Linked DNA regions of Homo sapiens: region 2 is linked to region 1. Evidence: read pairs that join two places in POLR2A ChIA-PET (ENCODE). Cell type or tissue: PC-9. All regions are shown on one strand.

Region 1 (8,000 bases):
CCAACATCAGACTCTGAGACCAGGATTTGGGTACAAATAGTTTGTTTAGAAGGTGACTCCAAGAGGCAACTCCTCTTTTGAAGGAGTGGAGAAGTAAGACAGGAAAGGAAGGATAGTCATTAAGGGTGCATTAATAAGGGGTCACTGTGTGGGCAACCAGGCTTAATCCTCCTGTGAGCCATCTGGGAAACTATGGAACACTCTTCAGAATCGTCTCACTAAGAGGCAAGGAAGCTGAGCTATTATCCCACCAACTCCCTTCCTCTTTAGGGTGTTAACACTCCTGCACCTCTACCCAGCTCAGTGCTTGGAAAAGCACGCTCCTAAGGTCGGAGAATGCACTCATGCAGACACAGGCAGTCCTTCTCTTGTGTTAGAACTCTCTAATAGCAAACTCCAGAGTAGGCCCAAAGGATATGAGCTCAGTATAGACAGCATCTGCTACTGTGCGTAAACCCAAAAGTTGAGACTCACTGAACTGAGAAACGGGGAACAAAAGTATATTCATGCTTCTTCCTCTTACTTTATTACCCTTAAGCAACTTACTTGCATTGGGCTTTGCTTTTAGTGCCTGCAGAATAGAGGAAAAAAGACTGATTTCAAGACTAGTGATGTCTTGAAGTAGAGAATTACAGCTGTAACAATTCAAGTTTTATAGGCTCCTTTGATTATATTCTAAAAATTAATGTGTACTCTATGTGAGAAACCTGAATATAAAGAAAAGCACAACCTTATACCTCTGACCTGAGCTGATTTTCTCAGCAGTTTCACGTCAGTACCAGGACCAATTATAGACTGCTAGAATGTATTCCCTCCCATCTATCTCTTATCACATATCACACTTAATGTGATGGGAGGATGACAACAACCAAACCCCCTTAGGTGTGCTTTTCACTTTGTACCTGGAATAGTACCCTGCAGAGGCATGCATTCAGGCGTGGTGTTGATTAAACAGATGAAGTGTGAGAGTAGAGGAGACATGCGCAAGCTAGGAGTCTGGAGCCTGGTGAAAAACTGACAGCTTGGCAGTCCCAGGAAATGAATGTCTAAAGTGATGGACACTCAAGGCCCGCAAAAATGCATATGTATAAATGTTATTGTGGGAAAAAAAAATCTGTTCTTGCAGAAAGTACAGTCTCATCATCAAGCCGGATTCTGAGCCAGAAAGGAGCTTCAGGTTCTCCCAGGCTGGCACCATGCCAACTAGATGAGCTCAAGCTGAACTGAGCAAAAGATGGGGAATACCTGACTGGGGTGGAGCAGATTCCTAAGTGCCTGCAACATTTCAAACACTCTTAAAGGTTTAATATGTCTGAAAACCCAATTAATTAGGATGTTTATTGTGGCATTATTGTAATAGAGAAAATTTAGAAACAGCCTATTTGTTCTTTGATAGAGGACTGGTAATTGCTTGTGTCTATTATGTGGAACATCTCAGGACACATAAGACATTTTCTGTATTAGTGTAATTGATGCTAGCTGAAGCAACAACCTAAAAATCTGGATGGCTTAACGCAAAAGCTTTTTTCTCACACACATAAAGTCCAGTGCAGAGGTCTCTGGTCCCTCTCCTTCAAGAGGAGAATGAGAGATTTTGGCTGTCTCCATCTTGTGGCACCGCCATCTTCTGGGGCCTTCTTGGAGTCTTTGCTGGATCCTCTGCCTTCAGCCAGCCAGTCAGTTGAGAGACAGAACACCACAAAGTGGGCCAAGATTCAGCTGTATCTGTTATCTCTTCCCATATTGTATTGGTCAGACCAAGTCATCTGACTCCAACCTAACTCTGGGAAACTGAGAAATGGCTTCTGTGTGCTCAGGAAGAAGAAACAGATGGGATTGGTGAGCATCTAGCCAATTTCCACCACAAATGCTCATTTTGGCTGCCTCCAGGCCAAAGGTAATAACTTGTTGAGGAAAAGGAGTGGGAGGGATATATCCTTTTTTACATTTTGGATATCATAAATCCATATTACTTGTTAAAAAAAATTGCTTAATTGAGAAAGTGTGGACTGGTAAAATTATGGTTCATCCATACCATGAAACATTACACAACAGTTAGAGGAATGAAGTAGGCTGGGTGCAGTTGCTCACGCCTGTATGCCTAGCACTTTGGGAGGCCAAGGCAAGCAGATTGCTTGAGCCTAGGAATTCAAGACCAACCTGGGCAACATGGCAAAACCACGTCTGTACAAAAAATACAAATGTTAGCTGGGCATAGTGGTGTGCACCTGTGGTCCCAGCTACTTGGGAGGCTGAGATGGGAGAATCACAAGCCTGGGAGGTTCGGCTGCAGTGAGCCATGATTACACCACTGCAGTACAGCCTGGACAACAGAGTGAGACCTGTCTCAAAAAAAAAAAAAAATGAAAGAATGAAGTAGAACTGTACATACTGAAATAGGATGATCTATATTAAGGTAAACAAGCAACTTGTAAAATAAATTCAATTTCTACCTGTATGTAAATATATAGAATAAGTTCTGGAAGGTACATGGAGGTGCAACACACATTTGCTTTCTGTGTATTGTTTGAGCTCTTTATAAGGAGAAATACCAAATAATACAACGTGGCTTAAATTGCTGAAAGCAATTCTCCAAGATTGATTCCACAGAAATATTTTGGGAGCCCATAAACATAAACTTCAGCTGCGTTAATCAGGAAAATGCAAACTAAAACTAACGTGATATAACTTGACCCTTCACCAATAGGTAAAAACTAAAAAGCCAGAGAATACTAAATGTTGGCCAAGATGAGGAAAACAGAAACTCTCATCCTCTGCTAGTTGGAATGAAAATTGATGCAACGTCCCTGGAAAACAGTTTGGTATTACCTAGCAAAGTAGAACCTGTGCCTCCCCTACAACCCAGCAATTCCACTCCTGGTATACAATCAAAATAAACTTTTGTACTTGTATCCCAAATAATATATACTAGAATACCTACATCAGCAGGTTTTGTAATGGCTAAGTAAAGGAAATCACCCAAATAGAGTGTAAAAGTATTCATACAATGGACACTATACAGCAGCAGAATCTACCTACAGCTATATAGATGAATCCCAAAACAGGCCGGGCACAGTGGCTCACACCTGTAATCCCACCACTTTGGGAGGCTGAGATGGGCAGATCACCTGAGGTCAGGAGTTCAAGATCAGCCTGGCCAACATGGTGAAACCCTGACTGTACTAAAAATACAAAAATAAGCCAGACGAGGTGGCAGGCGCCTGTAATCCCAGCTACTAGGGAGGCTGAGGCAGGAAAATCGCTTGAACCCAGGAGACAGAGGTTGCAGTGAGCCGAGATCACTCCACAGCACTCCAGCCTGGGCGACAGAGTGAGACTGCCTGAAAAACAAAACAACCACCCCCCAACACACACACACAGGCACACACAAAACAATGCTGATAGAAACAAAGTAACAGAAAAATTAATAGAGTATGGTTGCATTCACAGAAAGATCAAAGAAAGTACAATTGAATAAACTTCTGTATTAGATGCTTAAGAAAATCAAGGAGACAATAAAAAAAATTCAAGTTAGTGATTAGCTCTAGGGGGAAGGAGAAGGCTGCAGCCCAGATAGGGCACACGGAGGACTTAAAAGATACGGGTCATGTTCTATTTCTAAACCTGGATGATGGGTACACACATGCTCAACTATTCATAAATATTCATGTGCTCTTTCTAAGTATGTTTCAAAATTTAAATTCGATTTCATATTTCAGGTAATACCAGTGTTTATGGCACCCCCACCCCAGCCCTTCCTCTCTTTCACTCTGAGGAGACACCAACATGCTCCATTCCCACCTGGTCTCATTGTGCCTCCTTCAGCCCCTGTGCTCAGCTTATTACTCCTTCCAGGAATGCCACTTTTCTTTGGCTCCACCTGTCCAGGTCTTACCTGCTCTGCCCGGTTCAACTGATGACCCACCCTCCCTGCTCCACCCACATCCCTTGGAATGCTTTTTCTGAGATTGTTCCAGCCCTGAGGGCAGTTGTATATGCTTACCACCTCCCTCAGACCATTTCTGGGTACTTAGCCTGTGGTGCCATGTACCCATAGTCTTCTCTTTTTGTGAATATTCTGTATTTCAAATTAGGTTGTAGGTCCCCTGTGAGGAGTGGAAATACCCTATGACTAGAAAGGAAGTAAGGCATTTTTCTGGGGTTTTCGTTTTTTGCCCACCTTAAGTCCTGTCAGCATAATGACAGTCTGAAAACTTATGAAGAGCTGATTTTCTCCCCTTTTTAGGAAAATCTGCATAAAATATGCTATTCAACTCTCAGCCTTGGGCAGGAGTATCTCTGAGAGGCAGCTATAATTTATAAAACATTCAAAACTACAGGTACCATCACTATCTAAACCCAGGAACTGAATATTCATATTTATTTTCAGATAACTTGGTATCCCCCACTCTCTGAACTCAGGAGCTGAATAGATTCAGACAGCATGTAATATAATGCCTACTTTCATAACATGAATTCAGATAAAAAGCCCTGAGCAGCCATTAGATTTAAGTGCTAGGCAACACGCTAAGGGATATAAACACCTCATTTAATCAGTAAAATAGCCTTGTGAAGTTTTATGCCAGTTTTACGGATGAGAAAACTCAGAAATGTTAAGAAACTTGCTCCAGAAATTCCTGGAAATGCTTAGCACAGTGCCTGGCTTATTTTAAGTGTTGAATAAGGGATAGCCAGTAATTATAGGTTGATGGAAATAGAATGAAGCATTACAGAGACAAAGATTGGGCAACAATGCTGAATGGTTTGACTCAGGTCTGCTTACTCAGGAAAAACAGGAAAAACAGACATCTGTGTGATGTCATTCACACCATACCACTGCTGCATCATTGCTTGCCCATGGCACTGCCTAATTTCTTATTGCAAAATCTGATTAAGGAAATAGAAGTTTTCTATTTGATTCCCAGTGGATTGTGAAGCTTTCTTTGCTTTGTACCCAACCTGAACAAATGAATTAGGGTTCAGGGTCTACCAAAATTAGAGAGGGCTCTGCCTGTGTAAGCTTTGAATTGGAATTTTTAAGACATCAGGAAATGGGAACTAAAGTGCCCCTTAGTCTCGATCAAATGCAATTCACAAATATTTATGAACGATTCTCCGTGTGCACAGCTGTGAGCAATCTACCTAAAGAGATCATTTTCCAGTGTCCAAAGGGGCCTAGGCCCCCAGAACTGGCACCGTTTTCCTGGTGAATGGCAGTGGACCCCATCCAGCAGGCAGTGAAGACGTTATCCTCCTATTATGGGTAACCTGGTCTCTCTTAGGTAAATGCTAATTCAATTAGCTCTGCAGTGTCTAGTTGAGCATGAGTGTAATATTGACATAGAATTACATATAACTGTCCTACAGAATGCCCTGCCCAAAAACTTAACCCCTTCAAATCCTAGATAGAAAAAGAGCTTCCTGTGCCCCATGAAGGCATGGGGAGGTGTTGTGGAGGCCTGTACAGAGAGTTGGAATGAAAGCCTACAGAGGTGAGACTTAGTGACTGAAAGAAAATGGTTGGAACTATAGACTTCAGTGCTGGATGCTGGCATCACATTCCTAAGGCCAGATGAGGCCCGCTGCATCTCAGCAGGTGACACATAGCAAGTCAGGAATCAAATCAGGTCAGGCACTCCATGCCAGAGCCAGAGGACAGTACAAGGACCTGCTCACAGAGATCCAAGGCAACTCTTTCTTTCTACCACAAGGTCACGTGAGTCTTCTCTTTCCCAAACTCCCAGACACCATCTTGGCAAGATGAAGGGAGAAGGGAAGGAGGCCTAAAAAACAGCATTTGCCTAAGAGTGATCAAGTTACCCACAACGACACCAAAAAAATCTGATAATATTATTAATTGGCAAGCTAAATTTCCCCTTCCCACCCAGCAGGGCAAGGGTGCATGCAAAAGATTAAATTACGCAAAACAAAGAAGCTACATTGTCTTCTCACCTCTGAGTTATAAATGTGCATACCTACTCTAATGATTTTTATGCTTTAAGTTACAGAGCAGACATATGAATTGTCTGGTTACAGCTAGTCCTTCAGTGAAGCTGGAAACACCCACACAGTTATTGGTAGAGCAGGAAAGGGAGCCCTTGTGACAGGAGCAGTAGTGATTCAGGGCAGACTAAAGATGGGCCCAGTGTTCAACAGCAAAGTGGGCAGAACCCACAGCAGAACAGGAAGCAGACTATCAGTGGACATGGAGGGACTGGGGTTGCAGGAGCACTGCAAGGGGCTTGCAACAAACCCATTTTGTCTCGGTTGCTCGTGACAGAAAACCCAAAGTTCATTAGGATGCCAGCATTCTTGCTGTAACATTGGCCAGATAGAAATGCATTTCACTTTGGCTGGGTACCGTAACTCTTGCCTGTAATCCCAGCACTTTGTGAGGCCGAGGTGGATGGACTGCTTGAGCTCAGGAGTTCGAGACCAGCCTGGCCAACATGGTGAAACCCTGTCTCTACTAAAAATACAAACATTAGCAGGGTGTGGTGGTGTGCACCTGTAATCCCAGCTACTCAAGAGGCTGAGGCAGGAGAATCGCATGAGCCCGGGAGGCGGAGCTTGCAGTGAGCTGAGATTGCACCACTGCACACACCAGCCTGGGTGACAGAGTGGGACCCTGCCTAAAAAAAAAAAAAAAAAAAAAAAAAAGGAAAGAAATCACTCTGACATAAAAGTCTGAGTGTAAGCAGTCCTGAGTGGTAGTTCAACTCTGTAGTGTCAGGGACCCAGGCTCTACCGATTTCATCTCTGCCATCCTCAACATGCAGCTTCCAGCTCCCACCACCACACCCACATTTCTGCAGCATGAGATGGGTAGGTTTTGAAAATATCAGGCACACACCTTTCTGTTGAGGTCACAGACTAAAAGTTGAACATATCACTTCCTCTTACATCCCATTGCTCATAACTTAATCATATGACCATACAAAGGGCGTTGGTTAGTTATTGCCACAAAGATGCTGTGTGACAAACAACCACAAAATATCAGTGGTAGATAACATTAAGCATTTACTTCTTGTTCAAGTGTCTGCAGATCAGATTGTATTTGGCTGATCTAAGTTGGACTCAGCTGGGCTTGGCTCCAGGCTACTCCTGATACCAATTACTATGCCAGTCAGGTCCTAACAGGAAACAAATGGCACACTCAAAATGGACAATTTGAGGACAGTTTAATAAAGGAAGTATTCTCTCTCTACTCTCTGATCTCCCACTGATGCCTCCCATTGGCCAAGCCCAAGAGGAAACCTGTGGACAAGGGGAGCCGGTCAATACCTTGGGTCACAAAGCCTGGTGCAAAGAGCCATGCAAAGTCATGGGCAGGGAATAGGGAAACCAAATGGAATAGTGCAGTACTCTAGGGCCAACCACCTCCAGGAGCCATTATCATTCCTAGGCCTGACAGAGCAAGAGGACTAAGGCCTACTAGAAGCAGAGAAAGTAGGAGAGAGAGAAGACTGCCTGAAAGTAGCTGCAGCCTTTTGTAGAGAGGTGTAATCAGTCCTCAGCAATCCCACAAGAAGAGAGCCAAGGGAATAAATATCCTCACTTCATTCTCTTTCTGCTCTCTGATCTCCCACTGGTGCCTCCTACTGGCCAAGCCCAACAGGAAACCAGTGGGCAAGGGGAGCCTGTTGATGTAATCCTTGAAGGTCATTATCTTGGGGCACAGAGGCTGGTGGAGAACAAGGGAAGATGTGGAGGAGAAGACAGATAATATCTAGCACACAACTCAAACTATTTTAAACAAACAGAGAATTTGCTGGCTCACATATCTGAAAATTCTGGCAGTAAGTCTTGAAGCAGGGGCTCACATGATGTCTTCAGTATCTGGTTTTCTCTACAGGCTTCATACATAAACCTTCATACACAAATATAAATTCTGGAGCCACTTTGGAGCATGATGGCTCTCCTCCCATCACTCTCCAGAATTTAAAACCTTTTACATTCAATCACAGTCGAGCTACCAAAGGAGTCATTGTGTCTCACTG
Region 2 (8,000 bases), 87 kb before region 1:
CAAAATCTACCAAGACATTAACCTGATTACATTAGGTTATATTCCACGTTAATATCTGCTCTTTTCATCTATCCAAAGGAGTGACCATGAAACCATATCCCCGGCTTTACCTGAGCTGTTTTTGCTGGCTCTGCGGTGGGTGGGAGAGAGACTTGAGTTGGCTGTGTAGCAATCTGCCCAGCTGGCTGAGGTAGATGAGCAGAGATCTGTTCTGGAACTTGGAGCAAAGTACCCACAGGATCAGTTGTTGGAAAGAGCTGTAACAAAAACACACACAGTGTTGCTTAAGTTGTGTGGAAAGGGAGGCAGGTCTGCTGACAGCAAGTTCAGCCTTTCAGGGTGATATTTTCAAAGTAGTTTTTGGGTAGTGTACAGGTTTTGTGTCTACTCCGAATATATCTATTCCAAACGGAAGTCAAATATTTCTAGGCTTTTAAACTTTTAACAACTCTGTGAGGTATAATTTATATTTCTCTACATTTACCCACTGTAACTGTACAATTTGGCGATTTTTGTACCATATATAGAATTGTGCAACCATCACCACAATCGTTTTAGAACACTTCCATCACCCCCAAAAAGTCCTCTCATGCCTATAGTTAGTTCCTGCTTCCACACCCAGCCATAGGCAACAACTGATCCTAATTTCTATAAATTTGCTTTTCTGGATATTTCATATAAATGGAATCATATAATATATAGTCTTTTGTGTCTGTCTTCAGTTTGCATTATATTTATCTTTAACAAAATCTATTCCATTCCTTTGCCCAGCAAAACAGCACCTCCAAAATACAGATTTAAGTATGTAATACAAAATTACAGAAGCTATATTTTTCCATGCATGAGGACTTTGTATTTCTTACAAAGACAATCAACCAATAATTCCTTAACATATCTGAAATGCATTTTAAAAGTGAATGTGATGCTTTAAAACTAAAAAAAGATATTTTATATATGTTATTTTGTATGTCTGAAATAGTTCATAAATTTTAATTATGTAGTTTGGGGGAAATGACTGATACTGAGTATAAAAACAAGTTAAACATATTCAAAATTATGCAGTTACTGGGGGAGAAAAAACGATGCAATAGCCAAAATGTAAAGTTGAAAGAGAAAAAATTCAAAGAGTAATAGTACAGGCTGAATAGGTGATATTACATAAGCAAAATCAAGGAGACAAGGAATAAAATTTTGTGTTCATTTAACTTCATACATAAGAAGTCATAAATTACTCATTGGTTCTAGATTTTTACAAAAAAGTAGGCCTTTAAGACTACTTTTGAAAATGTTAATTATTAATACTATTTCAAAAGACTATTAGCTTCCAAATTGTATGTACTTACATTTATCTATAGTAAAGATGGAAAGGATATATTTTTAAAAGTAATGAGAGGATGCACAGAAATTGGAACCCTCGTTGATGAGCACGTAAAATGGTGCAGCCTCTATGGAAAACAGTATGATGGTCCCTCAAAAAATTACAAATAGAAGTACCATACACCCAGCAATTCCACTTCTAGGTATACACCCCAAAGAATTGAAAGCAGGGTCTCAAAGAGATACTTGTACACCTATGTTGACAATGGCATAATTGACCACAGCTAAAAGGTAGAAGCAAACCAAGTGTCCACTGACAGATGAATAAAATGTGGTACATGCGCACGCACACACACACACACACACACACACACACAGAGGAATATTACTGACCCTTAAAAAGTAAGGACATTCTGACATATGCTACAACACTGACGAACCTGAGAACATTATGCTAAGTGAAATAGGCCGGTCACAAAATGACAAATACTGTATAATTCCACTTATATGAGGTACCTAGAGTAGGCAAATTCATAGACAGAAAATAGAATGGTGGTTGCCAGCGACTGGGGAGAATGCAGTTACTGTTTAATAGCCAGAGTTTTAGTATGGGAAGATAAAATAGTTCTGAAGATGGATGGTAGTGATGGTTGTACTACAGTGTGAATATACTTAATACCACTGGACTATATACTTGAAAATGATTAGGATGGTAAATTTTACATTATGTGAATTTTATCGCAAATTTAAAAACAAAGTAATGAGCATGAGAATATGAGTATGCAAGAGTTCATGTGGAGATGATATTTAGGCAAAGGAACAAGGAGAAGACTAAAAATAAAAACTAGATAATCTGTAAAATAGCCTCTCATTCAATTTCTGAGAAATCAAGTATCAGTCAACATAGGTTAAATTAGAAGTAACAAATAATCCTGAAGTGTCAGTGGATTAAAACAACAGTTGTTTATTGGACACACTTCAAGTCTATCTCTCGCCAGCGGGGGCTAACAAGCTCGGTATCATCCTCACTCAGGAATGCAGGTCATGGTAGCAGGAATAAGGAGACAAGGGGAATCATGAGTGGTTCTCACTTCTGCTAACATGCCACTGGCCAGAGTAACTGACATGGCATATGTAATTTCAAGGGGCAGGAAAACGCAATTCCCCTACCAAGAAGAGGAGCCACACATATAAGTGAACAACAGTTCTAATACAAGTTAACAGATATCGGCCTGTTAATATGTGAAGGAACAGTATTTGTTTTTACTCTTAATACAGTTCTATGTAAACAAATGTACATAATCACATACACAAATGTACTTTATATACAAAATAAATGAAAAAACAAAGGTTACTTTTTAGCAAAGAGGCAAGAATAGAATTGGTTTAAGAGTAAGAGATGTGTTAAAACCAAATACTGAGCTCAGAATGAAGATGCTGCCGGAAATAAGACTGTATGACAGAACAGACCACAGAAATGATTGTCTTTCTCCGGTAATGAGAATAGGGAAAACCAGCCCAATAAGAATCTGTTTAACAAGATTTCCTATCATACTGACACAGTAACCACGGAAAATAGAATTTATTTCACAAGAGAAGAGGCTGAGGCTGAAAGAAAGAATTCAAAAAGGACAGGTGGCATTTGACAAATTCGCAAACAAATTAATGCAAAAACACTACTTTTCAGCAGGGCACATTGGCACATGCCTGTAATTACAGCACTTTGGGAGGCCAAGGCAGGGAGACTGCCTGAGCCCAGGAGCTTGAGACCAGCCAGGGCAACATGGTGAGACCCTATCTCTAAAAAAAATACAAAAATTAGGCATGGTGGTGTGTGCCTGTGGTTCCACCTACCCAGGAGGCTGAGGTGGAAGGATCACTTGAGCCCCAGGAGGTCAAGGCTGCAGTGAGCCGTGATCACACCACTGCACTCCAGCATGGGTGACAGAGTAAGACCCTGTCTCAAAATAAATAAATAAATAAATAAATAAATAAATAAATAAATAAATAACTTTTCACTTCCAGCAGCCCAAGCCAAAAATAAAAATAAAAAATTCACAAAATCAAAGAGGCAAGGAAGAACATTCTGAGCCCTTACGCCAACTTTTAAAATTCGATTGGTATAAAGTTGCATTCCCATTTAAGCATACATATGCACAAACAAAAGCACTTCGAATTGAAACCAAAACAAAAGCACATTTACTTTAACAAGGATTCAATAATCACAATTACTTACCTCAGAATTTGATATTGATTCTTTCACTCGGGGAGACTAAACGAAATACAAAAAGGATGATTGTTAACTCACAACTCAGGTTACTTGTAGTCAGTCCCAAACTGCAAGTGATGTTAAATGCAAATCAACTCCATTTAATTCTGATCCATATATTAACTCACCAGCAAGTCTACTGAAAGTTTTCTGGAAAAAATAACTGTCATGATAGTATTGTATTTTTTGTCCAGGTAGCCTGTAACAAATACATCAATGTACTTATCAATTTTAAAATTCCGTATTTTAAAATTGTGAGCTTTATAAGCATACATAATGGGACTGTCACATTCTCCAAAGTAAAATTCTTTCTACTAATCGTGAACATATTATGTATATAAGATCCCAGACCAAACCTAAACTTTTAAGCTAATTATCCAACACATTCTCAAAGCAGAGTAATTCTGTTTACAAGCTTTAATGGAGAAAACTCTTGAGCCAAAAATGATCTGAAAGCTGCATGTAAAGAGTCTACTACCCTTATTCTTGGTGTTGGATATTTGGGAATCTGGTATCTAAAGAAACACGGGTGGTCCAAAAATAAAGCATGGACCACTAGCAAAAATAAAGGTAGTGGAAATAAACTGATACTTGAGGTGAGGTCTCAAATATCTGGTGTAAACCACATTTATTAGGAAATGACCAATTACAATCTGCCATATGAAAATTTAAGCTGTTTATTTGGTAAATAATAAAAGTTAGCAGTAATTCTGGATACAGGCACTGTAGTTTACCAAAAAACTTACCTCTAAACGAATAACAATTTATGGTAAATTCTGACAATGATGGACTTAGTCAGAATATGTCAAAGATCAATTGATGGTTTTTTTTTTTTAACACTTTTATCACCATTTCATTAAGGAGTAATCAAAGTTCAGGTAATAGCTAATGTAGCATACCAAGTAAGTGACCAACCCAAAACCTTTTTTTTAAAAAAAAAAACAAACAACTTTGTAAATAATGAATTCATCCAGACTACAAGAAAAAAAAACTTTTGTAAATAATTTCAAACTTACAGAAAAGGTGCTAGAATAACAATACAAGAACGTAAGTATACTCTTTACCCCAATTCATTTATTATTAACCTTTTTTCCCCTCATCTGCTTTATCATTTGGGTGCTCACTTTCTCTTTCTAAATATATTTTTCCTACACCATTTGAGAATAAGTTGCATATATCATGGCTGTTTACCACTTAATAATCAGAGTGTACATTTCCTAAGAATGAGATATTTTCTTATATAACTTCACACTATAGTTCTCATTAAATTTAACATGATATAATACTTTTATCTAATTTATAGCGTAAATGTCAACACTAATGTCCTTTGTAGCCTTTTGTTTTTCCTCCAGTATAAAATGCAGTCTAGGATCATGTATTGCAGGTAGTTTTCACGTTTCTTAGATTTTTAAAATCTGGAACATCAACATTTTTGGAGAATACAGTCCCTCCACTCCCACCACATACATGGGGTTTATCTAATGTTTCCTTATTATTATATTTACATGAATTCCCACTTGGAATTCTACATACTGACGTGTCCTTCTTACTGTATCCCATGTTCATCTGCCCCTCATTGGTGATGTTAATTTTAATCACCTAGTCAAGGAATTTTCCTACTTCTCCAGTATAAAAAAACCTTATTTTTTTCCCTTGTGGTGAATAGGTAATATGTGGGGGCACACTTTAAGACCTTGAAAATATCCTGCTTATCAAAACTTCCCCCTATATTTAGCTTCATTGATGATTCCTGCCTAATCCTATCCTTGCGACGATGATTGTAAAATGATGATTTTCCATCTCCAACACTCGTCCATATTTACTGGTCAGCACTTGGTAGCCTACCGCAATGAAGAACCATTCCTTTTCCCCCATTTGTTTATATATGTATTTGTTATTGGTATAGACTCATAGATAGCTATTTTCTAAATTGTTTAAAATTAATTATTGCACTTTATTTTGGTGGTTAAATTGTCCCAGATTTTGCCAGTAGGAGTAACTTCGAGCTGGCGCTTGTGTCCTTATGAGTTGTTTTTTTTTTTTTTAAGTATCTTTTCCTTCTGGCAAAGGAACATAATATTCAAGATTCCCCTTATATTTTCCCTGCCCAAGCCCTGGAATCAACCATTTCTCAAAGGAGCTCTGCTTCCCTTTAGTGGGGAATGGTATTAGAGACCATTATCTGGATACAAGGCATGTCATTATTGGGGTTTCTTTGCTTTCAGGCCATTCAGTGGACAAAGCTGAGAAATATATGCAAGTACAGACACACGTATATACATACACGCACACACACATTCACACACATACTTTACAAAGCTTGAATTCACACCAATGCCTCCAATTCAAACCCATTGCCACAGGATTCTTTCTCACTTTGCCCTGTTCCGTACCTGCGTATATCTTCTTCTATAGTGAGAATCTTGGCTCCCAAGAACATTGAGACATTTACTCATTTCCTCAATCCTACAAGAGTTTCTGAACTGTTTTGCATATACAACTATGAAAAATAATCCTAATAAAAGGAGCTCAAGGTTTGTCTTAAGTTTTCTTTCCCCCATCAACTCCACCTGAGAACACATAGTCAAATACTATATTCATAGGTTACTTGGATTCTTTCTTTTTATATTCCCCTTCAGTACAGTTACACATTCACTTAAAATATAATTGTAGACTTCCACTTCAGGCCATGATGAATAAACAGGGACCAGATTTATCTTTCTGCCTGAAACAACCCCACCTCTGCAAAAAAAGACAAAATATATGAAGCAAAAATTTTCAAGACATTGGGCACTGGGCAAAGAAAAACAGTGATTCCTGGAAGACAGGGAAAAAAAGTGGTGGGCCTTGTCCCTACATACTGCCTTGAAAGCTTCCAAGCTGTGGCACAGGGAGGTGGAACCTAGATGAAATCCAAGGAACTGCCTGAGTTGAGGAAACAGAGCTAAGAGACCGGGAGACCAAGGCAGATTAAGCTGATAAAACAGTACAAGGAAGGAGAAAGCTACAAAGAGAGTGAACCCTAGATAGCTGCAGACGGTCACTTTTGAATGTTTGACAGAATACTTATCAACGAGTGCATGTGAGGAAATGCCTGAGAATAGGGGGGAAAACATCAAAAACGATGAGAGGTAAGAGTGCATAGCACTCACACAGGGCCAGGAACAGTGCCTATTTCCACCAGCCCGACTGGAAAAACTAATAACTCACAGGTGATTGGGTAGTGTTCTCAAAAAGGTCTTGTCTCAGTAATGGGGAATAAATGGCTGTAGGCTGAACACTACTACAGACCCAACTAACAAATCATAAAAGCAAGATCTAAAAGCATTAAACTATTTCCAACTAACTTTAATGTATCCCCGAACAAAGCTCAAGAAGACTTACAGAAATACAAAATTGTCAGCAAGCAATAAGGTGAAAATTACAATGTTTGGCATCTAATCAGATTACTAGATGTGGAGAGGCAGGAAAATACTCCTCAAGCCATAATGAAGAGAATAACTAACAAAACAAAACCAATTCAGAATTGACATGGATGTTAGAATTAGAAGAGAAGGATGTTAAAATAGTTATCATAGCTGTATTACATATCTCCAAAAAGTTAAGTAGAGACATAGAAGATGGGAAAAAAATTAAACTTCTAGACTACTACAATGCCTGAGATGAAACAGGAACTGGATGGGATTAGCAGAAGATTAGATATTGCAGAAGATAAATAAACTTGAAAGCTACCATAAAAACTACACAAAATAGACAGAAAAAAAGAATTTTAAAAAAATTAAGAGAAACAGTGGGCTGTGAGACAACTTCGAGCTGCCTAATATATATGTTACTGGGGGACAGAAAAAAAATGTTTGAAAATATAATGGCTGAAAAATTTCCAAACTTGATAAAAACCTATAAACCCACAGATCCAAGAAGCTCAACAAACCCCAAGCACAAGAAACATGAAGAAAAATATACCTAGGCATATCACAATCAAATTTTCCAAAACCATTTGTAAAGAGGAAATCTTAAAAGCAGCCAGGGAAAAAAGACATGTTACTTATAAAGGAACAAGAATAAGAATGTCACAAAATTTCTCAGTGGAAAGATGCAAGCAAGAAGATGGTGAAGAAACATCTTTAAAATGCTGAAAGAAAAAAGCCTGTCAACCTGGAATTCTATACCCTACAAACACACATTCTCAAAACAAAGACATTTTCAGACATAAAATCATCACCAAAAGACTTACAACACAAAAAATATTAAGGAAAGTTTTTCAGGCATAAGGAAAATAATATAAAGATGGAAATCTGGATCTACATAAGAGCATTATGAATATGGGCGGAATTTTGTCAAAGCCTTTTTCAGAATCTATGAAAATAAAAATAAGATTTTTCTCCTTAGATCTATCAATATTATGAGATTTCCT

The links. Peaks named below come from ENCODE experiments on the same cell type or tissue, not always from the same donor. Only the 100,000 strongest peaks of a DNase experiment are listed, where the experiment ranks them.
Region 2: POLR2A ChIA-PET joins it to region 1 with 5 read pairs; 5 of 35 experiments call an interaction of 5 or more read pairs at or near these places.

The regions. Positions count from the first base shown.
Region 1 is chr3:38,150,968-38,158,967 of GRCh38, reverse strand. LOC101928234 (a long non-coding RNA gene) reads left to right here. Exons shown (of 5, transcript XR_940733.2): 4 at 1,818-1,897; 5 at 2,708-2,919. Among named protein-coding and RNA genes, the nearest start is that of OXSR1, 11 kb to the left of the region's middle. RefSeq lists an enhancer at 3,357-3,858. In PC-9, no CTCF peak of the experiment used is centred here; DNase peaks (open chromatin) are centred at 1,187, 3,937, 4,757 and 6,857; H3K4me3 peaks cover 627 bases; H3K27ac peaks cover 5,803 bases.
Region 2 is chr3:38,238,332-38,246,331 of GRCh38, reverse strand. OXSR1 (oxidative stress responsive kinase 1) reads right to left here. Exons shown (of 18, transcript NM_005109.3): 12 at 3,554-3,589; 13 at 111-257. Among named protein-coding and RNA genes, the nearest start is that of SLC22A13, 23 kb to the left of the region's middle. In PC-9, no CTCF peak of the experiment used is centred here; no DNase peak of the experiment used is centred here.